Regions from separate parts of the Homo sapiens genome. Here region 1 is linked to region 2. Evidence: read pairs that join two places in POLR2A ChIA-PET (ENCODE). Cell type or tissue: MCF 10A. All regions are shown on one strand. Each heading gives the region's core, and the rest is flanking DNA. Links, peaks and the distances in the headings are about the cores only.

Evidence for each region. ChIA-PET counts read pairs that join two places held together with the same protein. Peaks named below come from ENCODE experiments on the same cell type or tissue, not always from the same donor. Only the 100,000 strongest peaks of a DNase experiment are listed, where the experiment ranks them.
Region 1: POLR2A ChIA-PET joins it to region 2 with 6 read pairs; 2 of 35 experiments call an interaction of 5 or more read pairs at or near these places.

The regions. Positions count from the first base shown.
Region 1 is chr5:150,899,615-150,912,001 of GRCh38, reverse strand. It overlaps ZNF300 (zinc finger protein 300), which reads left to right and starts at 7,022. Exons shown (of 6, transcript NM_052860.4): 1 at 7,022-7,298; 2 at 8,025-8,138; 3 at 8,820-8,861. The coding sequence starts at 8,847. It overlaps LOC124901112 (a long non-coding RNA gene), which reads right to left and starts at 6,767. Exons shown (of 2, transcript XR_007058999.1): 1 at 6,636-6,767. It also overlaps a transcript of IRGM not described here. In MCF 10A, for the core only: no CTCF peak of the experiment used is centred there; a DNase peak (open chromatin) is centred at 7,041.
Region 2 is chr5:151,014,008-151,026,394 of GRCh38, reverse strand. GPX3 (glutathione peroxidase 3) reads right to left here and starts at 5,804. Exons shown (of 5, transcript NM_002084.5): 1 at 5,654-5,804; 2 at 902-1,055. The coding sequence starts at 5,740. RefSeq lists an enhancer at 3,160-4,359. In MCF 10A, for the core only: no CTCF peak of the experiment used is centred there; DNase peaks (open chromatin) are centred at 2,534, 2,944 and 3,654.

The sequences.
Region 1 (12,387 bases), core at 5,672-8,171, 120 kb after region 2:
TTGGAAAAAAAATTCTTGTTTTTTCATTTTCTTTGACTCTCTATGATGGTTTCTGTATATTAGATACAACAACTACCTCTCCCAATCTTGTTATACTAGACTCATGCAGGAGATGGTCCTCACCAATCAGCCCAGCCAGAGATTCTAAGTGCCTCTCAACCCTTTGAGCTTATCCAACTCACTGATTTTGTTCTCAATAGCTTCCAGGAAATTAGAGTGGTCCAAGTCATGCTAGTGCCCTGAGAAAGGTGAAATAAAAGCCAGTTTCTCAAAATGCAGCTTGGAGAACTGGGGTGTCAGATATGTGTTACAGTTACTTCTTTCCTCAGGGAGAAACTGAGAGCCACATTTTCGCTCTCATTCATTCTGATTTAAACCAAGAGGTTCTGTGACGGATGCTTGCACTCTCATTCAGACTGCGCTTTGGGGCACTTGATGCATGCAGAAATTCTTTCTAGGGAAAGTCTTCAGACCTGGATTTTTTGCTGTAGCATGCCAGTAGAGAAAATGTGGAGGATTACTCACTCTCTTGTTCAAGCTTGCAAAAGTCTCACAACCTCCCTTCAGGGAGAGTCTGCAGACCTGGATTTATTGCTGTTGTAAGCTGAGGTGGAAGGCACAGGAGTGCTGTCCTTCCCATTGAGGCTGGAGGAGGTTTATTCTTTATTTGCCACATAAGCTCCCATGTGCAGGCTAGTCAGAAACCAGACCTCAGGGTGGTGCTTGGGAAGTGTGCAAACTCCTTCCAGAAAGAAGCCAGAAGCTGGACTGAACCCAGGAGCTACAGCTGCTGAGAGTGTTTGCATGATTCAAAACCACTTCTGTGATCTTTGTGCTTCAAAGAAATTATCCAATGCCAAATCCCTGCTGCTCTCCATGCAAGGTGATTTAAGAGCCAAACCTGCTGGCAGGGATCATAAAAGCTGGGGTACCATATGTGTTGTAGGAACCCTTCACTCCTCAGGAAAAACCTAGGAGATGGGAATCCTAAAGTGGTGTGCTCAGGGTGGAGTTTGTGCATGAGTCTTTCTCTGCTTTTCCTACTCACTTCAATGTGGATATTTTCTTAATTCTTCAGTGCACGGGGGTCTTTCAACTAGTTCTGGCTTTCTTTGGAAGGTAATTGATCCATGTGTAGGTGTCTATTTGGGCATCTGGGGAGGAGGGATAGTCAGGAGTGTCCTATTCTGCCATATTTTGACATCACTCCAGTTCTAGGCATTTCTTATAAAATCCTTTGCATTTCTACATAGCAAATCATTCATATCATGCACATATATAGACACTTTTATTTCTTCCCGTTCTGATCTGTATGTTTATGCTTGTAATTTTGTTTTCTTGTGTTATTTTATCGGGCAGAATTCCCAGTACTATGTCAAATGTGTGATGAGAGTGAATACTCTTGCCTTGTTCCTGACCTAACGGGGAAAACATTAAGTCTACACATGCCTGATAATTCTTGATTTGATGCCAGATATAGTAAATTTTACTTTGTTGAATGCTAGATAATTTTGTGTTCTAATATATATTTTTGAACCATTGTTCTGCAGTTTTGTTAAGTTACTTGGGAATGCTTTGATCCTTTCAGGTCTGATTTATTAGGTGGCACGAGAGCAAGATTTTAATCTAGAGCTAATAATTCCCCACTACTGAGGCAACATCATTCTGCACACTCTTCCCAGTACTTCAAGAATTGTAAAGTTTTCCACTCTGTCTGGCAGGAACAGGCATGAATCTTGGCTTTAAAAATAAACTCCAATTGTTTTCTCTTATTCTTTCAGGTATTTCTTTTCCCAGGTTCTGGTAGTTTCTTTACATACATGCACTAATCAATACTCTGCTGAATACTCTGCAAATATCTGGAGTTCTCTCTCTGAGCATCTTTCAATTTTTTTTGTCCTTTGCCCTGGTCTCCACAGATTCTTAGTTATTTCTGCTTAACTCTGAGAGTCTGCTGTTGTCTGCCTGGGCTCCTTTTCTTGTGTTTGTCCTGGAAATTTTCTCAAGGAAGTAAACTGGGTCACTTCATTTGTTTCTCATCTCTCAAGGATTGCCATCCTTTACTGCCTGATGTCTAATATCTTAAAACTATTGTTTCATATAGTTGTCTGTTTTTAAAGTCATTTCAGTTATAAGTGTTGATATGGTTCGGCTGTGTCTCCACCCAAATCTCATCTTGAATTGTAGCTCCCATAATTCCCATGTGTTGTGGGAAGGACCCAGTGGGAGAAAATTGAATCATGGGGGCGGTTTCCCCCATACTGTTCTTGTGGTAGTGAATAAGTCTCATGAGATCTGATGGTTTTATAAGGGGAAACCCCTTTCGCTTGGCTCTCACTTCTCTCTTGTCTGCCACCATGTAAGATGTGCCTTTCACCTACCACCATGATTGTGAGGCCTCCTCAGCCACGTGGAACTGTGAGTCAATTAAACCTCTTTTTCTTTATTAAACTTTACTTTTGGTAATTTCTTTATAAATTACCAAGTCTCGGGTATGTCTTTATCAGCAGTGTGAAAATGGACCAATACACGTCTGCATTCATTCCCTGTTATTTTATCTTTGCCAGAAGCAGAAGTTTGGAATTATTTTCTAAAATTTATTTTGTTTTACAATTATGTAAATTTTTTGTGGTTCTCAAGTAAAATAAACAGGACATGGTACATTCAAAGGACAGTGGGTAATATTTATATCCCCTCTGTCTTATTTCCTTCTCAGGAAGTGTCTAAGATGACCACCAATGATCCCCACCTCCTGGTATTCATGACCTTGTGTAATCACTTCCATATAAGTAAGTAGCTTCTAACCAATAGAATATGGCAACATTGAGGGGATATCATCTCATGATTAGATTATAAAAGATTGTGACTACCATCTCCCTTATAGACTCTTTCTCTTGCCTCCTTAAATCAGCAAGTTTCCATGTTAGAGAGTTCTGCATGGCAAGGCACTGTGAGTGGCTTCTAGCCAGCAGCTATCAAAGAAGTGAATACTCTCAGTTCAATAATTCTTGAGGCACTGAATCCTCCCAAAATCATACAATTGAGCTTGGAAGTGGATCTTTCTCCAACTGAGCCTTCAGATGAAACCCTATCCTTGGATGATAACTTGATTATAGATTTGTGAGAGACCTTAAACAGAGAACCTAGATAATTTATGTCATCTTCCTGACCCACAGAAACTGTGAGACAACAAATGTGCATTTTTATGCCACTACATTTTGGGGTTATTTGCTACATTTTCATTGATAATAACACCCTTTATAGATAATGTTTTATTTGATGATTTATTTTTCCATTATTCATTTTTAATTTTTAAGGTAAGTATATATTTAGTTGATCTTCATTATTCACAAATTCTGCATCTGCAAATTCACCTACTTGCTAAAATCCATTTATAACCCCAAAATCAATACTGACAGCACTTTTGCAATTATTTGCAGACACACACAGAGTAGCAAAAATGTGTCACCTCATGTGCACATTCTCAGTTGAGTTAGAACAAGGCAATACTCTGGCTTCTTGTTTCACCTCTCATACAGAGAAGACCAGAGGATGGAGACAGAAGGGGCAGCACAGTAATGTACAAGAAGCTGCAGCTGTTAATGGAGTGACATTAGGCTTAATTAACACTTCTAAAGCTCATTTTCTCTTTTGTAAAATAAAATAAAATCTACCCAGGATAAGCTGTTTTTAGGATTATTTTATATATATATATGTATCTATATATATATGTGTTTATATATATGTGTGTGTGTATATATATATAAAATAGCTGAGATTTCATTTTACAAAATAATATTTTATATATATATAATTTTATTTTTCCCCTGGAAGCAATGGTTCATAACACTTCTAAACCTCATTTTCTCTTTTGTAAAATAAAATATACCCAGGATAAGTTGTTTTTAGGATTTATATATATAGATAGATAGATATGTATCTATATATGTGTGTGTTTATACATATGTGTGTGTGTATATGTATATATATATAATAGCTGGGATTTCATTTTACAAAATAATATTTTATATATATATATAATTTTATTTTTCCCCTGGAAGCAATGGTTCAGTACTTGCTAATCCAGGGTTTATGATGACTTTATAGAACATAACTTTTGTAAATAAAAAGGACTGGGGAAAGGGGTTACTTCATTCGTTTCTCACTGCAACTTTTTATATATATGTTATGCACATATATAATAAATACATACATATTCATTCACTTTTACGTTAAAAATGGTAATAGCAAATATTTTCATTTTTCCACTTTATGTTTTTAACATATTATATCCTTAATATAATTTCAGGATACATAATATTATATCCTGAAATTCACTTCATGTTAGTACAGAAAGATATTTCTCCCTCCCTCTCTCTCCTCCAACCCCTCTCACGGCTAAATAGTACTGTTTTAAATGTTTGTGTTATCTGCTGTCTTTTGGTATTAAAAACAGTTTTGCAATAATCTTTTGGCTATTTTTTATTGTGAAGAATGTATCTTTGGGATATATTCTTCAAGTGGGGTTTCTGAATCATAGGGTAAAAATTATGTAGTGCCGTGGTTTTAGAGATATGTCCATACATTCTTTGATAATCCTCCTTAAGAGGTGGAGCTCAATTCCCATTCATTTGATTATCGGCTGGCCTGAGTGCCTCACTTCTAGCCAACAGAATACAGAAAAAATAATCAGATGCCACTTCCAATTTAGGTTATAAGAAGCCTGTGGCTTCTGTTTTGTGTGTGTTCTCTCCCCCTTGACTCACTTGGACTGTACAGAAGTCAGCTATCATATCATGAGGCAGCCTTAGAGAGAGGGAAGACACCTGCCATATCATGAAAACAATAAGGTAGCCTAAGGAAGGGCCCACATAGTGAGGAACTGAGGCCCGTAAGCAGCCATGTGAGCAAGCTTGGAAACTGATATTCTGAGGCTTGCCCACAGCTATTTGATTGAGTTTGGAAGCATATCCTCCTACAATTGAGCCTTGAAATAATTGCAGCCCTGGCCTATGGCTTGATTGCAACATCACGAGAGACTAAACCTGAACCACCCAGCCCAGCTGTTCCCATTCTTGACTCACAGAAACTATGCGACAATAAATATTTATAATTTCAAGTTGCTAAGTTTTGGGTAATTTGTTACACAGCAATAGATAACTAATACATGTAGTTTTGCTAGATATTGCCAAACCCTCTAAAGAGGGCTGTAAGTTTGCTGTCCCACCAGTAACACATGATATTTCCCATGGCCTAACAGTGTTGCCAAACTTAGAAAATATTTTATAAGCAAATAGATGGGAAATGGTATTGTACTATGGCTTTAATTTTCTTCCTTTCATTATGAGGGAGGCTTCCTGTTCCTTCAACATCTTCTTTTTAAATTAGGTACTACATAAGGACAGCTTTCCGTAATTCTTAAGATGAAGAACTAAAGTTTTTACAATTCCTACAAGGCTCTCCGCATAGGAATAGTAGTAGAGTCTGGCCTTTTCCTGACTCTACAACTTCCACTGGCATCACTCCTTGAGGGTGAGGTATCTGAATTAATCATTACTATATACCTTTACCACTAAACTCAGTGTCTACACTGTCTTAAGCTCAAGTCAAGAAATAAATATTGATATAACTGTGGAAGTCTAAATAGAGATGAAGAGGTTAAGTGTTCACAACCAACTATTTCTTATCCTCTTTGTCTTGACCAACCTTTAGTCAGACTTCTCTCCTTCCCGCAGGCCCCTTCATTTTGGCTTCCCCTGAGTTGAAACACTGCACTAATGCACTATGATTCAAAACATCTCCCCTTAACCGCTTATTCTCAGAATTCCATGACAACAGAAACAATTTCTGTAGAAATGCCCTGGTTTTGCCACCTGCACACCCCTATCTCATATCCTTCTCCCTACAAAGTTCCTGCTAACCCTTCTTACTCTTCCCTATAAAAAAAAAAAAAGTCATTTTGTTGATATTGTGATTCTTGCAGATTTGAGATTGGAGCATTCTTCCTAATGCAACAGTGTTCTTTCTGAATACATTGTCTTCTTATCTAAGTGCATTTGTTTTGACATGAGAAATAAATTGCTAAATGTAAAATTGCTGCCTATTTCATAACATATCAAAAAGCATGACTCGTGTGAAAATTATGATTCAAAATTGTATTCATTTATACAAATGAAACATTGGTCTGTGAACATGCATTTTGCTTTTTTAAAGCTTGATGTAAGGTCTAAGGGTTAAGATAACAATTTTAGTATTCTCTTTGGCTGGTTCATTTTTAAAAAATCATGTTGTTGTTGTTGTTTCTGAAATCTAACCTTCTCAGTCTCTCCCTTATGTCTGTTCCAATTTTCAAGTCTCTTTTCTGTCTCAATCTGTCTGTCTACCACGCTCTACCCCTTAGATCCCCACTTCTATTCCTATGTCTATTTTTTTCTCTTCAGTCTCCCGTCTCTCCTCCTTTCTAGGCTGGCTCCTTTGTCCCCATTTCCCCCATTTTCTCTCTGATTCTCTGCTTCTCACTTCCCTCTCTTTGTGCCTCAGTCTCCTCTTCCCTGCTCTTAATTTCCCTTTTTCCTTCAGTCGACCTCTTATTACTTATTACTGCAATATCAAATTCCCTTATAAGGATTCCTTACCGTTGTTATTGGCATAATTACAGTACACAATGATTGTTCAGCCCCCAGATTTTGTCCCTCTCTCCCACAGTGAAATCTCCCTGGAGAGGACCGCACCATTCCACGCTTCCCCTCTGAGCAGTCGAATCTCCCGGCATGGGGCTGTACCATTCACAAACACGTCCATGGTACCATCTAAAATTCCTCCCCTTTCGTCAGAAGCATGCTTCCAATAGAGGAAGGTTCACTCCAACTTCCTCTTCAATCCCCCTTGTAAAATCTTTCTGCAAAAGTGTGCTCCTTAATGCTCCTTTCGCAGGCCTCCTTTCCGTCGCCTTCCCCTCCCTTCGCTGCCGCTGTGGTACAGCCCATTCTCGGGCTCAGCACTGGGCGAATCCTCCGCTAGTACGAAGACGACCGGGCTCTCAAGATGGCGGCCCCATGCGGAAACAGCTCCAGGGAGCAGCCATGTTGCTTCCTGAACAAAGCCTCTGAAGATGCGGAACGGGCAAAACCGCCCAGTACGGAACGGCGCAGCCTCGGGAGCCCGGTGTGGTGCTCGCGGACAGGAAGCAGGAGAGTTTGCCAATAGGGATGTGACAGCGGTTCCCATTAAGCGGTGATGGTGGTTTTGGGACCTGATAATCGAGCTGGGAGTCAGAGGCGGGATGTGTGCGGTGAAGGGTGAGTCTGTGGGATTGGTAATGGGAGGAGAGGAGCCCGTGAGGGTCAGTGGTAGGAGGTTTATGAAATCACTGGTGGGGGAAGTAGGTGGGATTAATGTTGGATTTATGTGGGAGTCCGAGATGTGATTAGTAACAGGGAAGTGAGAGGTGAGGGGGTGTCTATTAGGTCAGGAATGGCTTGCAGGTGGACTGACTGGTGGGTTTAACTGGGTTCAGTGATTTAGGGGACTCTGAGGAATCAGTGATGGGAGGCTATGGACTAAATGATGGGGGCGTCCATGTGTTCAGTGATGTGATGGACATGGGGGAGTTCAGTAGGGTATATGATTACTAGGCCTGAGAATTCCGAGATTTAGATGGGGACAGTAATGGGGCCACGGTGTCATGGTGGTCAGCCACATTTTACTGGGGAAGGCCTTTACTTAACGTTAAATTTCCACAGGTCATAGGCAACTGTTTGAGTTCTTAAAGGTCAACCCCTTTTCACATCTTTTCTTAGTCTACCATTGCCCACTAAGCATTTCTGATGGTACCCCCATCAAATGGTCATTTTAAAACAAGACCAAACAAATCAAAACTGATAAAATCATAATTAAAAGTTTGATTTCAGTTCTCCACTTTCTAAGTTTATTTAAATCATTTTATATTTTATTCAAGAGACATTTATTGAGCATCTGCGGGATATCCAGAGATGAGTATGATTGTTTCTTTTGTTTCCTTCCAGATGTTTTGATACCCCCATATAAAATAATCTGTCTGTCATGGGAGCCCCCACGTCCTCTGAAATAGTTCAGCTCTGTCTGCATGACTTGTCCTGGGACTGAGGAAAATTTACCAGGTATTTACCTTCCTGCATTGTGGTATACTCTTTTTTTTTCCAGTGGTTCCAACCTATCACCATTTTTGTATACAGACAATAGAGCTGTTGAAAAAGAGCAATAAAAATTTAAACAGAAAACATCTTAAAATTAACCTTTGAGTTCATGCACATTGATTTAGCAAGAGTTTTCTAAGTTGGGGGAAAATATAAGAGAGTTCTTGGAAAATTGTTGGAATTCAGCTGCTGGTTCTTTTTAGGAATAGGGAACACATGCCTCAGTTTTCCATTTGGTCATTCCCATTCTTACTGCCAAGGAGCTCCATCTTCACTTATATCCTTATATAGCTATCCATGATTATTGCCTCATGAAAATCTTCTATAAATAGAATTGCTGATTCCCAAGGGGAACAGTAAGTTGTTAGTAAATCAACTGGAAACATATCTTCACATCTATCCAATTATAAAACCTTGGTCAACTTCTATGTGATCATATTATAGGTACAAGAGGAGTAAAGAATGATCCCTCCTCCACATGGTGCCTGCTGAGACTTCTGTAAGGCTCAAACAACCTTATCCCACAGGGTAGCCCATTAGTTACTTGACTTCTGATGTTAGTTGTTGCAAGATTGGTGAATGTGAAAGCTGCAGTCTGGGTTTGGACTATGAAAAACATTCTGATCACCAGTTTTGCTTTTTCAGTCATCTGGCCTTTTGGAAGAGCAAAAAATGATGAAGTCCCAGGTGAGTTGCTTTTTAAAAAAAAAAAAAATTCTTCTTTGGTTTTTCATACAATCAAATGGAAAGTAAAGTTAGCTAAAATCTGGATGAAGGAAAAGGTGGTAACAACAAAGATCAAGACCTCGAAAGAGTTTCTAGGTAATATGTAAAAAACCTGGCTGGCAACCATTTTTATAAATTAATGTACTAATTGTTCTGATCTTACTTGCAGACATCATGAGTTACACGATTTGCATTTCCCTAAAGAGAAAGATAAATTTCCCATGTTAAGAAAATGTTTCTAGCCATATAAGACTAAAAATAAATTCCTTTTTGGCTTTTACTCTAGGAGGTGGAGTGCACAGTGTTCTCACCAACACTCCTTTGCTAAATGCCACAGTAGGTTTCTTGTAGTGGTGTCTTAAAACGATCTTTTTTAGAGGGGATGTATCATAATGTCTAGCCAAACTCCTTGAACCTTATTCTTGAGTGAGGGTTGGCAAATTATTGCCATGGGCCAAATCCCATTCTCCAACTGTTTTTATAAAGAAAGTTTTATGGAGCACAGCCATGCTGTTTGTTTACATGTTGTCTATAGCTTTTTTCTAGCTACAATGGCAGAGTTGAGTAGTTACAACAGAAACCGTATGGCCTGCAATGCCAAAAATGTAAACTTTACTGAAAAAGTTTGTTGACCCCTGCTTTCAAGGAACAAATTGATTACAGATGCTTCCTATTGTCCAGCTTTATCCACAGGTAAATTCATTAACGTAAGATAGGCACATTTTGAATGTTTTTCTAAACTATGTATTTCTCTCAAAAAAGCCATTCTTAAATTATATTTATCTGGCAAATCTTTGGAGGGCAAAGGTCCCTGATGCTCCATATCTTTTGCTGTGCTTTCAGAATTTGTAGGATTAGTGTCAAGTTCAAGGCTGTTCCTTCTTTGCTCTCCCATTTTTAAAAGTTTGTATTATTTTTTCTTTCTGCCAGCATTGGCATATAAACATTTAAAATTATATAAAAGATAAAAATTTAAAACAGAGAGACCTTTTAACTTAAACTCACCTTCTCCCAGGATAATCAGTGTTAACCATTGCTTCTAACCTTCCAAACCTTTTTTGATATGAATATAACTGTGATTGATTAACAGTTTATATGTAGAAGTACAAATGTGTGAGAATGTCTCTTATTTTCTTGCGCTTTTCTTTTGGAAAAAGAAGGTTATAGTAAATATTTTGTTCTGCAACCTGATTTTTAACTTACTGTCCAATATAAAGGTCTTTTGTATACACTTAGAATATCTTTTTCCATATCAGTACATAGAATTCTCCTTTACTATTTTATCAGATGCATAATATTTCCTTGTGGCCTGGTTGCCTGGGATTGTTTCTTCATCTTACAGATAGAGATTATAATCCCCATAGGGTTGTTGTGAGAATTGAGTAAAAACCATGCTTAAAACCATAACTGGGGCATGGTTTGTACTGATATATTTAAGTGTCAGCTGTTATTACATCATCATTATGATTATCGTTGTGAAATCTTGAAATCAGCTTTTACATTAGGAGTCCTTGTGTATATTTTACAGTAGAGTTTAGAGTTCTATTGCAAAAAGATTTTTTCATTGTTGTTTTTGTTTTTGGATTTCAGTAGCTTTGTTTTAGAGCCGTGCTGTCTAATATAGTAGCCATCAGCCAAATGTGGTTACTGAACACTTGAAATTGGCTAGTCTGAATTGAGATATGTTAAGTACATACCAGATTTCAAAGTTATATTTCCAAAAAACTCACTAGTAGTTTTTAAGGATTCCATGTTGAAACGATATCTTGAGTAATATATGGGAATAAATGTATATTATTGAAAATAATTTTTTGAATGTGGTTCCTAGAAAATGTAAACTTACCTATCTGGTTAGCTTTATATTTCTGTTACACAGCACTGCTTTGAGGGAGAATGGATTTTTTACTTAGCCCAGTAAATCCAACTGCTGTGGCTAATTAGTTGATTAAATGCTTCTTCCTTCAGGAAGAGGGCTGTATATTAGTTCCCTACCATCCAGAAGTGAAGTCGTTTTTACACATATCCTCCTTTTCAGCCTTTAACACCTACTTCCCTTTCATTTCTTCCATCACTTAATAGCACTTCCATTTCCCCAGGGACCTGAGCTGTAAAAATTGTTTGTAGTTGACAAAAGTATAATTTTTCACTGATTATGTACTATATTTTCCTCAAAATTAAGAAATTTATACCTACTTATTATTTTGAAGCATTTGGGTATCATTAATAAAGCAAAATCAGAATGTTAGAATGATAACATCTATGAATTTACCTCTCAGAATGGATTTCCTCTGTATTCCACATTTATTATCTTTCTTATGTTACTTTTCTTCAGATAAAACAAATTAGACTAATACACAAAACAGTGTTTAACTAAACATAAGTTTTAATTTATTTTTTCTTTATAATCATGATTCATTTAACAAACGTTTCTTAAGTACCCAGTATATGTCATATGCACTGGCTAGCTGTTGAATATCCTGAGCAGATTTACGTATAGTTTTCTTCTGGAAGGACTGCAGAGAAAAAAGAGATGTAGAAACCAACATTAACACATCGGCAGAGATGTAAAGAGATGTAGAAACTAACATTAACACATAAAAGTTCTGTAGCAGACATGGGAGCAGGTACTGTTATAGCAGAGAGGGGGGAACAACCAGATTTCTAAGGAAGTAGGTAATAGGCTTAAATGATTATTGAACTTTGGCTCATGAGGGAAGTAGGCTGAGGACAGGAAGCAGCATTTGTAAAAGTAGAAAGGGCAGAGTGATTTTAGGAAGGCTGAGAATTTTGAAACTAAAATGGAGAGTGCTTCATGGAAAGGTCGACTAAGGTTGGTATTGAAGTGATAAAATATAAAAGATCATGATGTTTACAGTATCAGGGAGGCAGTTTGGACTGCAGTAGTCAAGAACCTAGACTATTGAGAATAAATCTTGCAGATAAGAGAGTTCATCAATCATATATTTAGTATGTAATCATCTTTGGCAAGTATTTACTTAACCACTGTAATCCTCAGTTTTCTTATATGTACAATAGGAAAATTAACAGGATTGTTATGGACAACTAACTGTTTGGCAGCTTGACAGAGTGAATATGGAATTGGTGTGGGATGAGAGAAAGCTTGAGATTTGAGATGACTGAGATGAGACTGTGTTAGCAAAGAAGAAAACAAAGGAGGCTTTTAAGCAGGCAATGTTGACATTTGAAATAATCATTTTCATTCTGAAAGTGGTGTTTGGTAATTATGGAATATTTGGGGAAAAAGTCTGAACAATTTATTTAAAATAATACAGATCACTATTAGATTAGTTTCTGCTATTAGTTAACAACTATTGTGAGGATAATGGTGACATAATTAAAATAGTCAATGTTCCCTCCAGAAACATTTTATAACTCTACTCTTACCCAAATTCATTTTTGATGTTATGTCACTAATTTGTTGTGGTTTCTTCATTAATGTTTTCTGTACATTTTTGTTGAGTTTATC
Region 2 (12,387 bases), core at 1,254-3,753:
ACTCTGCTCTGTTCCAAGGCTAGAGAGAAGCATCCCAGAAAAAGCACTCACAGCCACTGGGCCACGTGACCGCCGTCCTTTCACTTCCGGGAATTCGCCTGTGATTGCCAGGCAGAGCATGGAGGGTCAAATTGCCCTTGCCTCCCTGACCCCCTGCCAGTAGACTGCTCAGCCCCAAAGCGTTTTCCCCTGGGTGCTGTCGCTTGCCTTTGGTTGCCTGTTCCCCTAGCCTCTGTATTCTACCCCAGCTAGGGAGAAAGGAGTAAGCATATCAGGAGATCATGAAACCTGCGCCAAATGCCCCATTCCACCGCTAATAGCTTTGTGACCCTGTTTAAGTTGTATCTTCGCTCTGAGTCTTGGTTTCCCATGTGTAGATTGAGAAGAGGGGAAGGCTAAACTAGATCATCTTCAAAGTTTATTTTAGAATGGGCATTAGAAGTGTAGCCTGCTCCTTCATCCCGCTACACCACGCATACACTCTGGGGCCTCGAGGCAATTGCCTGCTTTCCAGAGAGCTGCCAAGAGAAGCACCAAAGCAGATGGGGCTGAGGGAAAATAAGATATTCTCAGCAAGATGGAGCTTCAGTTACCATCTCATGCTCCAGCCAAAGGGAGCTCTAAGCACAAACCTAATCTCTATCCCTCTGCCTTTAGGGTTGTTGAGGTGCCCAGAGATGAAGAAGGATAACTAGGAATCTCCTAGAACATGTCCAAAGGCAATCAGACCTCAGGCTTATATAATCATCTTCACAAAACCACGGAACACAGTGGAGCTGAGAAAAGGGGCTTGGACTCTCGTGATTGCCATCACCCTTTCCCCCATGCACCAGAAAAGCTCCTGTGATTGAAATATGCCATACAGCCCCAAATAAAGCAGGGAGGAAGGGTGGGCTCTTACCAATGTACTGGCCCGTCAGGCCTCAGTAGCTGGCCACGTTGACAAAGAGGACGTATTTGCCAGCATACTGCTTGAAGGGGATGTACTCCTCCCCATCAATGGTGAGGGCTCCGTACTCGTAAATGGTGCCACTTATGCCACCATGGCAGTCCATCTGGAACACAGGCCATAAAAGGAGCAGTTAGAGCTGGAAAGGAACTTGGACATCTCCGTTTTCAAAAGAATGAAAGATCCCAACAGAGAGAGTGACTTTCTCAAAGTAATCACCGAGAATTGGAACTGGACTAGCACTGACGTCTCCTAATTCCTTGTTTAAGATAATGATTATGAAAGCACTTAATAAGTGCTTTTCGGGTACTTAATATTAAGTGCTTAAAAAGCACTTATTAATATTAAGCACCTAATAAGCACTTATTAATATTAAGCACTTAATAAGTGAGTGCTATGGAACCCTGGAGAATGACTTATTTTGCTAATTACTTCCACATCACATGTCAATTTCAGAACATTTACTGGGCTCTCAGGGAGACTGCCCTAAAGCTGATGACTGGGTTCCTAGACGGGCTGATGGAGACTGGTTGGGTGGCTGTTGGAATAATCCAGGCAATTGAGGATGAGAACCTGAACTAGGCCAGTGTGAAGGAAAAACTGAACAGAAAGGAGGAAGAGGCCGTATGGACATGGTGATTCAGAGGCTCCCAATCTGCAGGACAGGAAAGATGAAGCTGTTGTTACCAAATAGGGAAGCAGGACTGAGAGCCAGGCATGGGGGAAAGGGCTGTGGTGAGGTAGGGAAAAGCAACAGTACCTGCATGTGTTAATGTTCCGGGTCTGAGCAGGCTGGTGATGACCCTTATGCCTTCCTCCCTCCCCAGCTGCTGCTCACAGTCAGCCTCCAGGACAAGGAGGGACAGAGTGCAGTGGACTGTGGGCTGGGAGACCTGGGCTCCATGTCCCTTTGCCATTAACTCCCTGTGTGGTCTTGGACTGGCCCTTTCTTTTCTTCGGACCTGAGTTTCCTCATTTATAAAATGAGAACCTTGAACTGAACCAACTCTCCAACCAGGTCAACCATGATGGCTTGATAGGATCATGATCAGTGGGAGAGAGGGGATTGGGGTCACTGCTGGCTAGTAGGATGTGGCCTATGAGCCTACTCTGCCCGTGACACAGACAACAAAATTCTGAGACTATTCTTGAAAGGATGTCATTGCATCATTGACACAATTTGGCAGGTGGGCTGGTCGTGATGGGAAAGGAGAAACCTTGAAACCATTGTATAAGGTGGTCTTTAAGGTCCTTTGTGGCCCTGATATCCTTTGAGAGGTGGGCAGACAATAAACAAATGGAATGCAAAGTAGCATTATAGACCAGGAGAGGGCAGAGACAGGTGGCTGGAGTTAGAGAAGCAAATTCACTCCCTCTCTTCCCCTCAATTCTGGAGAACTTGCTGTTGAGGCAAGGTACCTGGGCCTGACCAGGTGAAGGGAGTGATATATGCTGGCAGGGCGTGGCCCCAGTAGAGTGCAGAAGAGCTGCCTCTGTCATGAAGCAGGTCTGCTGAGCTGGGCGAGGCTGCGCTTCCTCCGCCAGGCCATTCCCTGGCAGCTGCAAGCTCTCTTCTTGGCTCTGGTGCAAACTTCCTGCTTTACATGAGTCTAATATTCCACATCCGGTGACTTTTGGTGGGTGCTGGAGGCAGGCCCAAGACCTAAGATCAACATTCCTACTGCTCCTGGACCTCCTCGTTCCCAGCCAGGGCCAGTTCCGCCTTAAAATGCAGACAAACTGGGGCACAACAAATACACCCTAGACCGCCACAAAGATCTAGTGGCCAGAAAGCCAGGCATGTCTATAGCCTCTCCACTTTTTTAACTCTGCCATGATCCAAAAATGAACTCTGAGACATGGAGGAAAAAAAGATTACAGGTTGTCCTAATAATGGGAACTTGTAAACAGAAGGACCAGCTTCTGGGCACAGTTTCAGCTTGGGGGTGTGGCAAGGAGAACCCTATTTCATTAGGTTCTATTTTTTGCTGGCTGTGTGGCCCTGAGCAAGTCACTTACACTGTCTGGGCATATGTCCAGGGAGATAAGCATGCTGCTGCCCAAAATGGTTGTGGGAATCTGCTGGCAGAGCAAAACAGGCCTGGAGTCTCTTGGAACGAAATCTCATGTCAAGGGATAGTGGGGGTCAGAAGGTGGCCCATGGGTGGAGAGCCACGGCTGTGCTCACCACTGATCACTGCAACTCAGTCCTCTATGAGCCCCCTTCCCTTCTCTGGGCACGTGGAATCCCAGAGCACCGCATCTGAAACAGTGGCCAGAGGAGATAAGGGGAGAGGCCATGAGGGTGCCTGAATCCTCCCACAGCCGGGCAAGAGAAGAGGGTTCCAATGGCTTGAGAGTTGGATGATGGGACTCAGCCAGGACTCTGGCTGGCTGGGGCTGCTGGTCTTGTGTCTTTCTCCTCTCCCGTCTTATTACTCCTATCAATATGATGCTGTGAGAAGTGGTCTGGGAGTCAGGAGACCTGAGTGCTGGGCTTTGCTGTGTCTCTGATGCCATGTGACCCCCTTTGCTGGGGCTCCAGCTCCTCCATTGTAAGATGGAGTCAGGTTCAGGGCTGTCTTAAGGGCCCTTTAACTCTGTCAGCCTGTGGTTCCATGATTCTCTCTGCCAGGTTTAGTCACCTAGAAACCAGCAGTTACTAGGATCCCGTGCACGTCAGCAGTTGTCACTCTTTCCGGCTTCTGCAGTCCTTTTGTAGAGACAAGGAGCGTGGGCAGCCTGAAGTTGGACTGGGGAGGTGACGCAGCAAGAAGAGGAGGACCTGGTCTCTTCCCTAGCATCTCCCTTTCAATTGGTAGGAGGAAAACACCTCTCTGGGGCTGAGTCACCTTTCGTCCATTCCATTCTCCACATGCCCCATAACCCTATCTCTTTACCCTGGGGTTGGGGGTAAGGTGAGTGGTTGGGTCCTAACCCAGAGCTAAGACATCTGAACTCTAAGAACTTGGGAGCAGAGATGGGCATGCCCAGGCTTTCATTAGCCAGCAAGTCCTGACTGGTTGTATGTGATATGATCACACCTCACCCTAAAACTTTTCTAGACCATCCCCATCCTATTCTCTCTGAGTCCATTTATCCTTCCCCAGAGTGCTGCAGAGAAGACACAGCTATGATGAGTTATTCATGGAGTCCACGTTCTCCCCACTAGCCTTCTTGAGGCAGGGCCCAATTGTATCTTCTTTGACCTTTCCAAAACTGAAGGTTGGGACTGACTCCACGGTGCTGGCCTGTCTATGGCCCACCCCAAACCTCAATGTTGAAAATCGATCCCATTCCTGACCTGGAAAATGCCTTCTGAGTTGGGGATTATGAACAGGGATGGATAAAAAGGAGGGGACTTGGACGAAGTGGCTTCACATCCATTTAGACTGACTCCAAGGAGAGGCTGATTAATCGGATTTAGGCTGAGGACCGAAAAGGGGTGAGTAACATGGAAGGAACCCTGTGCTTCCAATGGGCTTCCTGAGAAGTGGACAGAATTTTGGAAACGGAATCCTAGACTCATAAGAACTTAATTAAAGTGAAGACCCAGAGGATTTTAGAAACAAAAGCTCAGAGCTTGCAAAAATGTGAGTTATGCATGTTGGGAAGTTGGAGACAGAAATCGCTCGCTTTGAGTCTATCCCTACACCTGGCTTCTGCCTCCTTCCCCACCCACTCCCACTCCCTGGGTAGAGGAGAGGTCTACAGAGCCCACCCCAGTACATACTGTCAAAGGAGATAAGCATGCTGGGTCATCCCACTCCTGGCCTCAGTATCCCCACTCCAGGTGTGGGCCACACACCTGCTGGAAATAGACTGAGGCTCTAGAGAATTCTACCTCTTCTTCTGAATTAGCAGTCCCCAGCTTTCTCCAACTACCAGGTTTCCTCAGGCTAATGAGGACAGTGGGTCCTGGGTAGTGAGGCTGCCCCAGGGGAGGAAATTTCAGAGAACAGCTTGTGGATTTTTCAGCTTCTCCAAGCATCCCCTCTGAGGCCCTCAGCTTCATTGTGCCCCATGCACTCCCACCCCCAAACTCTCCCCTGCAGATGGAGAAACGGGGGTCCAGGAGCAGGTAAGGACTCAGGGTCCTGAGTGTTCTGCACTGTCACTCCAGAGCTCTTTCTAGCACAGATCTCTGCCTCTTCTACCAATGCCCTGAATCCAAGTGGCCATTTCTACCTGCCTGTATCATTCTTGGGGTAGAAGAGCCCCCCACAGCAGTTCTTCAGGACCAGGACCACCCAGCTGCCTCTCTCCTTTCTCCTTGTCTCTCTCCCTGGGAACTTGCACAGCCCACCCAGACGCTGGGCATTTTTTTCTGTGACGCCCTCCCTCTTAGGCCCTACTGAAGGGGAGCAGCTCAGGCACGGAGGTGACATAGATGTAGCAAGGCGACCCTCGAGGTGGCAGTGGGGAGAAAGTGCGAGCTCGGGGAGAGAGACCTTCCTCCCTTAGTCATTCTGCCCGCCTGAAGCACCAGGTCTCGGCTCTCCAACAGATGGAACTACGAGACGACGACGGTCGGGGGCGGGGTCCCGGCGGCGGAGGGGGCGGCAAAAGGGGTTCAGGAGGTCTCTCGCACCTGGGGATTGCCCATCTGGCGGGGAGCCTGGGAAAAGGGGTGCATTGCACTGAGCGCTGGACACCGAGGGGCTAGGTTTTTTCTCCCGGCCCCCGGCCCGGAGGCTCACTCACCTTCGACTTCTCTTGTCCCCGGCTCTGCGAGACGAAGCCGGCCAGGAGCAGGGAAAGCAGGCAGGACGCCTGCAGCAGCCGGGCCATGGCGGGGTGGGGGCACACTCAGGGTCGCCTGAGCCGCTGCCTGATCCCTGGCCACCGTCCGTCTGAGGTGTCCGGCGCTCCCAGCCACCTTTCAAGCCCTCGGGTGTGACCAATCCGCGGCCAAGCCGAGACCCTTGCAGCCAATCGCTAGGCGGCTGGGATTTCAGGGGCGGGCGCGACTTGCCCTCAGCTCCCCACCTCCCCGTCCCGGGGCGACAGTGACATAAGCAAATCTGGGCAGAGAGGTGGAAGTCAGGTCCCTGTGGACGTGGGAGGCGGTCCCTTCCTCTTTTGGCTCCAAAGTGCGAAAGGAGGCAGACACAGCGGTCTCCATTACAGCCAGGGCAAGGGGGCTAATAGCTCCCTAGAACTGATGGAAGTCTCCATTCTGGGAAGCATTTCTTATTCCTATCGAGGTTTTAAAAACACCTGGCGATGGTCCTCTGGAAATTGAGGGTTTAAAATTTCAGCAAGAGCTGAAGTTAAACTTCCAGAAACATTTACTATATATAGGTTTAGTGCTTAAGAAACAAAGAGTGGGTGTCCTGGGATTTTGAAAACCCCATTCTGGGTAGGGCATTAGGACTGTAGGGACAGAGAAGGTGGGGTGCCTTTCCTCCCCATCATAAGGATCACAGCTGACATGCCTGTAGAAAAAGGTTAGCAAGAGAAAAGCATAACGATTTATTTAATTAAAGTTTTCTGTGACATGAGAGTCTTCAGAAATGAAGACCCAAAGACTCAAGGAAAACTCTATTTTTAGGCTTAGATTCTATGAAGACCATGGAAATGCGCAGAAATGTGAGTGGGGAAAAAGGGAATGGTCTAATAGTAATAAACTGAGTGGGAAACCCAGCAAGGCTTGTCTGTTCGTATTCTTCTTGGCCTATCTGTGGCCAAACCACCTGGCTTAGAAGCAGAAAATAAATTTGCTCCCTGTGTAGTCTTTAACATGTTGCAGTTACTCTCTGGGCCTCAGTTTCCTCAGCTATGTAATGATGGGATTGATTAGTGATCTCCAGTGCCCTTCTGGCTCTGGCTAGATGACTTGTTTCTAAAGTAAGTGACAGACGGAGACCAGGAGTCCTTTGAGAATAGGGCCCATAATCACCACCTGGCACAGGGCCTAGCACACAAGAGATGTAAAGTATTTGCTGACTTAATCATTCATTACATTAAAAAAACAAAATCTCCATGGAACACTTAGGATCAGACCAGGCAGTTCTAGGGCTGGGCTGTCTAGGTATGATCCCGTTCACAGATGGGGAATGTGATGGAATCAGTCTCAAATCTCTCTGACCACCAGAGTCAACTGGGAAGCCTTTAATACAGATTCCTGGACCCCACTTTGGAATCACTGCATTAGAATCTCTAGGGGCAGAAGCTGAAAATCTGTCTTCAGACATGTTCTAAGGTTATTGTGAGGCAGTTGGCCTGGCTGTAGCCTTGGTAGTGTGAGTCCTAGGATTAAGTGCCTTCTGGAACTTTCTTCTGACCAAGAAATGCCTTGAGAAACCATACCTTTACTATGATTAAAGGTATTAACATCCCCCTGGGAATTTGGAAGATGTCTCTCAAGTTTTGCATTCTCTACGAAGTCTTCCCACCTCAAACCACAGCCTGTTGAAGTGGAAGGAACCACAGAGGCCAGGAAGTCTTTAGCTGAGTTAAAGCCTGGGAGCATATGAACAATGGCTGACACACAGTAAGTGCTCAATACGTTTTATTCAACCACCTCATTTCCCTGAAGCCTAGAGATGAGGAGCAATTTATCCAAGTTCCCATAACCAACTGATGGCAGGGAGGGAACCAGAATCCAGGTCTCTAGACTCAGTCTCAGGCCCTCTCCATGTTGTTCTGTTGTCTTTTAAGGTTCGTATTTACCCTAAAATATAAACATCTGTGTGCACATCAGTTTGTCAGAAATCCATTGTTCATTAGTATCAGTAGGCATCTAGTGACCCTCAAAATAGGCACCTAGCAACATGTTAACACCATGAGAGATGCTAAAGAGTTGTCTAAAAGCCAAAGTCCCTGCTCTCAAAGGTGTTTCCAGCAGATACCAGCAGGGTGAGGGAAGGGAAGGCACCTAGGGTCACACAAGTGCAGGCTGGCACCTGGCAGCGGGCATCTCTCTACATTTTGCACCCTCTATGTCTCACTTGTCTCACCTTAATCCCAGCCCTGGTGGTCTATTTCTTTAGGGGAGACAAGAAGGAGCCAGAGACCTGAGATGCTACCCCTGGATTGCTACGGAAAGTAATAAAATTACTTTCCTTCTCTGATCTCAGTTGTCCACCTATTTAACAAGGATCTTTGACAGTCTCTCAGTGGTGGTGTCTGTGGCTTTTCATTCCTAAGAGTATAAGGAAAGCCTGAGCCATACAAAACAGGAGTACAAAACTGATGACATGGACAGTGGGGTGGGGAGGCTTGGGGAGCCTGCCCTGGCATTAAGAAGGGCTTTCATGCTGCAGTGAGCTTTCAAAGGAGGTCTAACCATTGGCACAAAGAGCATGACAGTGAAAACAATGAGAATGAAAACAATACTTCCCAATCTTTTCATCAGCAGCCTTTTAAATACATTTGGTTGACTTGTTTTCAAGGACCCTATGTTTTGAAATATATCGTTCTCCACCAGGCTGCTTCTGATTGCCCTCAGGTTAAAGTCTAAATTCCTTAGCACTTCAGAAAGTGCCCTCAAAATCCATCTGCTTCTTCCTCTTTTGCCACACTCTCCATATTCTCTCTGCCTCCGCTACACTGGACATTTTTCCGTTCTTGCAGTCTGCCATTCTCCCTCACTTCCAGGTTTCATCTCTGCTGTTCCCTGTGCTTGGAACAGAGGTTGTCTCCCTTTAACTGGTACTATCCTACTCATTTTTCATATCTCCACTAATGTCACGTCTTAAGACAGGGGTTTCGTGATGGTTCCCTTGTTTTCCTGTAGTTCCTAGAGTATTTGACACTTTGTACATCGACCCTTTGTTGTACTTTATCATCATTTCTTGTTTGTCTATTTTCTGCACTAAATTATAAGATCCAAAAAGGCACCAGCACCAGCACAGAGCTTAATACATAGTAGTTGCTTGATACATATCTATCAAATAAATTAATGTCAAGGAAAACAATATTTGGCATATAGAATAAGGAGAGCTTCAAGTTAGCAAGTTGTAACCATGTAGAGCCCGCAAGACTGGTCTGATTTCATCTTCTAGGAAGATTCAAGACGTGCGGGTTATGATGAGTAGGCTTGTCAGAGGAGAGTAGATGATTTGCATTGGCCAAAATGGGAAGGGAGGGATGGAAGGAGAAGCTGTAGAAGAATCATAAGCTAGTTTTGCTTCCAGTCTGAGAACACGTCTTCCGCATTCCAGACAAGTGAGCACTCGGAACCTCTTCATCCTATTTTTTAGAGACCTCTATAGGGAGCTCACTACTTACCTACTTGGTAGGTGAACAGAGACCGAAGATGACTTAAAAAGAGGTTTTACAAAAAGTGCTGATGCACTGTGTCTTCAAGGAAGATAGAACACAAATTAATAAACTCAAAGGATTGTAAAAAGTTAAAACAACGAAAGCCAGCCTTATTATTGGTTAGTAAACATTTCAGGTTCTGAACTCAAAGATGGGATCAGCCACTCTAACTGATGAGCCTAGGTGGAAGCAGAAGTGAGGCCCAGCCTGCGTCACTTCAGTGCCAACTTCAAACAGTAGCCCTTGTTTTGCAATCGAGAGAAATTGCAGAACCGAGCTGGGGCCCTGGAGCTGCCAATTTCCTAAATAATTGGCAAATTTGATCTCAGGGCCAGCCAGAAGACAGGGAGTTCATCAAGAGGAGAGGTGGGTGGCTGTAGTTTTTGCTTGTGAAACTAGTGCCTTCCAAACTCTGGGCTGCAGTTTTCTCATTTATGGAACGAGGTGTTAGACAAGTTGATCTCCATGGGCCAAGCTTTAGCATAAAGAGAGTAGCAGCCAGCATTCACTCAATATCCTATCTATACCAGGTGCTGCCTTAGATTAATTAATCTCTGCAACCTCTTGAGGTAGCCAACATTATTATCCCCATTTTGTAAATGAAGAAACTAATACATAGAGAGGTTAAGCAACTTTGCTTAAGGTTATGCAGTTGGTAAGTCACAGAACCGGGATTCTGACCCACACATACTATTCTGCTGTGAGCAGATCTCTGTAAACCTACCCCACCCCCGCGCCAGCCAGTCAGAGGAGGCTGAGAAGCTGAAGAAAGAAGCTGACATACCCAGTTTCTCAGAAAGAAACATTTATTAGGGACTTAGAAACAGAAGCCACAGAAGTCTTAGGTGGCTGTGAAGTGAGATAGTGGATCCCCAAGCTATTACCCCTCCTCAGCCCAGGGCTTATATAGCATAGGGAAGGGGCGATTTCCCTATTGAAGGGATGTGTAGGCCAACTGAAGTGTGAGAATATTAAGTTTGTTTTCACCTAAGGGGAATATTTATGTTAAGGACATGCTCTTACACAAGGAAGAGTAGATAAACTGAAAACCTTAGCGGCTTTCCTGGAACTGGAGTTAATCAGAAATCAACATGGTTGAATCAGCATCCTAGACAGAGTGTCTTTAGCCTCCGCATATACTGTCTCCAGAGCCCTTGCCATTAACCTCTAAGCCAATATAGCAGGCAGGCCATGGGCGTGTGTGGCTGTTGCACGCTTGGAGTAGGGCTAGTACAAACTGATCTGTGCTGTGAGTATAAAACACACAGTGTTTTCTGAAGACTTAGTGTGATAAAAGAATATAAAATATCTTAATTTAATAAAATTGCATATGGAAATATTTTAAATATATTTTTAATATAGTGGGTTAGCTGAGCATAATGGCTCACGCCTGTAATCCCAGCGCTTTGGGAGGCTGAGGTAAGAGGATGGCTTGAGCCCAGGAGTTTGAGACCAGCCTGGGCAACATAGTGAGACCACATCTCTACAAAAATTTTCAAAATTAGCTGGGCAAATCACTGGAGCCCAGGAGATTGAGGCTGCAGTGAGTGGTGATTGTACCACTGCACTCCAGCCTGGGTGACAGAGTGAGACTCTGTCTCGAAAATAAAAATAAAAGAATAATAATATATTGGGTTGAAGAAAACATGTGCTTAAAATTAGTTTTGCCTGTTTCTTTTTGGTTTTTAAAATATAGCCACTAGAAAATGTAAAATTACATGTGACTCACATTATATCTCTGTTGGATAGCACTGGTTTCAGCTGTATACTCTTAAGGGACTGGCACAAGATTATGATTGACTCTGTGAAATCTAGGCTTAACTCCTGTTGGGGGTCCCCAGATCACCTCTAGGTTCAGTGATTTGCTAGGAGGACTCACAGAACTCAGCATATAAGTACACTGACACTATGATTTATTACAGCACAAGGTTACAAAATCAGCAAAGGGAAAAGGTGCATGGGACAAAGTCTGGAAGAAAACAGCCACGAGATTCCCAGAATCATCCCCCAGCTGAATTAAGCACACAGGATGTGCTTCATTCCTTTGTCAATGAACTGTAACAGCATGTGTAAAATGTTGTTTACCAGGGAAGTTCACTGGAGACTCAATGCCAGGGTTTTTGTTAGGGGCTGGTCACATAGGCATCCTTGGCTAAGCACATACCAGAATTCTAAACTCCCAGAAGAAAATTAGGCAGTCAACAGAAACTGCATTGTTTGTCCAGTTTAGGCATAATGAGCTACTCTTATTAGTTTGGGGAATGGTGGAAATCCTTCTGAAATAGAAGTTCCCAAGAGCTGACCACAGGCCAAGTGTAGCGGTCTAAGGATCATGGTCTCGGGCCTGTACTACTAACAATTTGCTACACATTTCTCAATTAAGCCTCAACAGGACCTGGCCTGGCAAATACTAGGTTTGTTGGGCTTACCTGAAATGGAGTTGTCTTAATCCGTTTGGGCTGCTATAATAAAATTCTATAAACTGGGTGGCATGTAAATAACAGATTTATTTCTTACAGTTCTCAGGCTGGGAAGTCCAAGATCAAGGATTTGGGATCAGGTGAGGACCTGCTTCCTCATACATGGCTGTCTTCTCACTGTACCCTCACATGGTAGATGGGGTGAGGGGCCTTTCTTGGGCCTTTTTTATAAGGGCATTTATTCCATTCATGAGTGCTCCATCCACCTTTATGACCTAATCACCTCCCAAGTTCCCACCTCCTAATAGCATCACTTGGGGGTTAAGATGTCAATATAGCCAGGCGCAGTGTGGCTCACGCCTGTATTCCCAGCACTTTAGTAGGCCGAGGCAGGCGGATCATGAGGTCAGGAGTTCCAGACCAGCCTGACCAACATGGTGAAACCCCATCTCTACTAAAAATACAAAAATTAGCCAGGCATGGTGGTGTGCGCCTGTAGTCCCAGCTACTCAGGAGGCTGAGGCAGGAGAACTGCTTGAACCAGGGAGTTGGAGGTCGCAGTGAGCTGAGATCGTGCCACTGCACTCCAGCCTGGAAGACAGAGTGAGACTCTTAAAAAAAAAAAGTCAATATCGGAATATGCGGGAGGGGGAACACTCAGACCATAGCAGGAGTTAATGACTCCCTCTGCCTGCAAAGCCCACTTAGAGGGAGAGTTATAAAAAGAAGAATCCCTAGAGACTAGCTCAT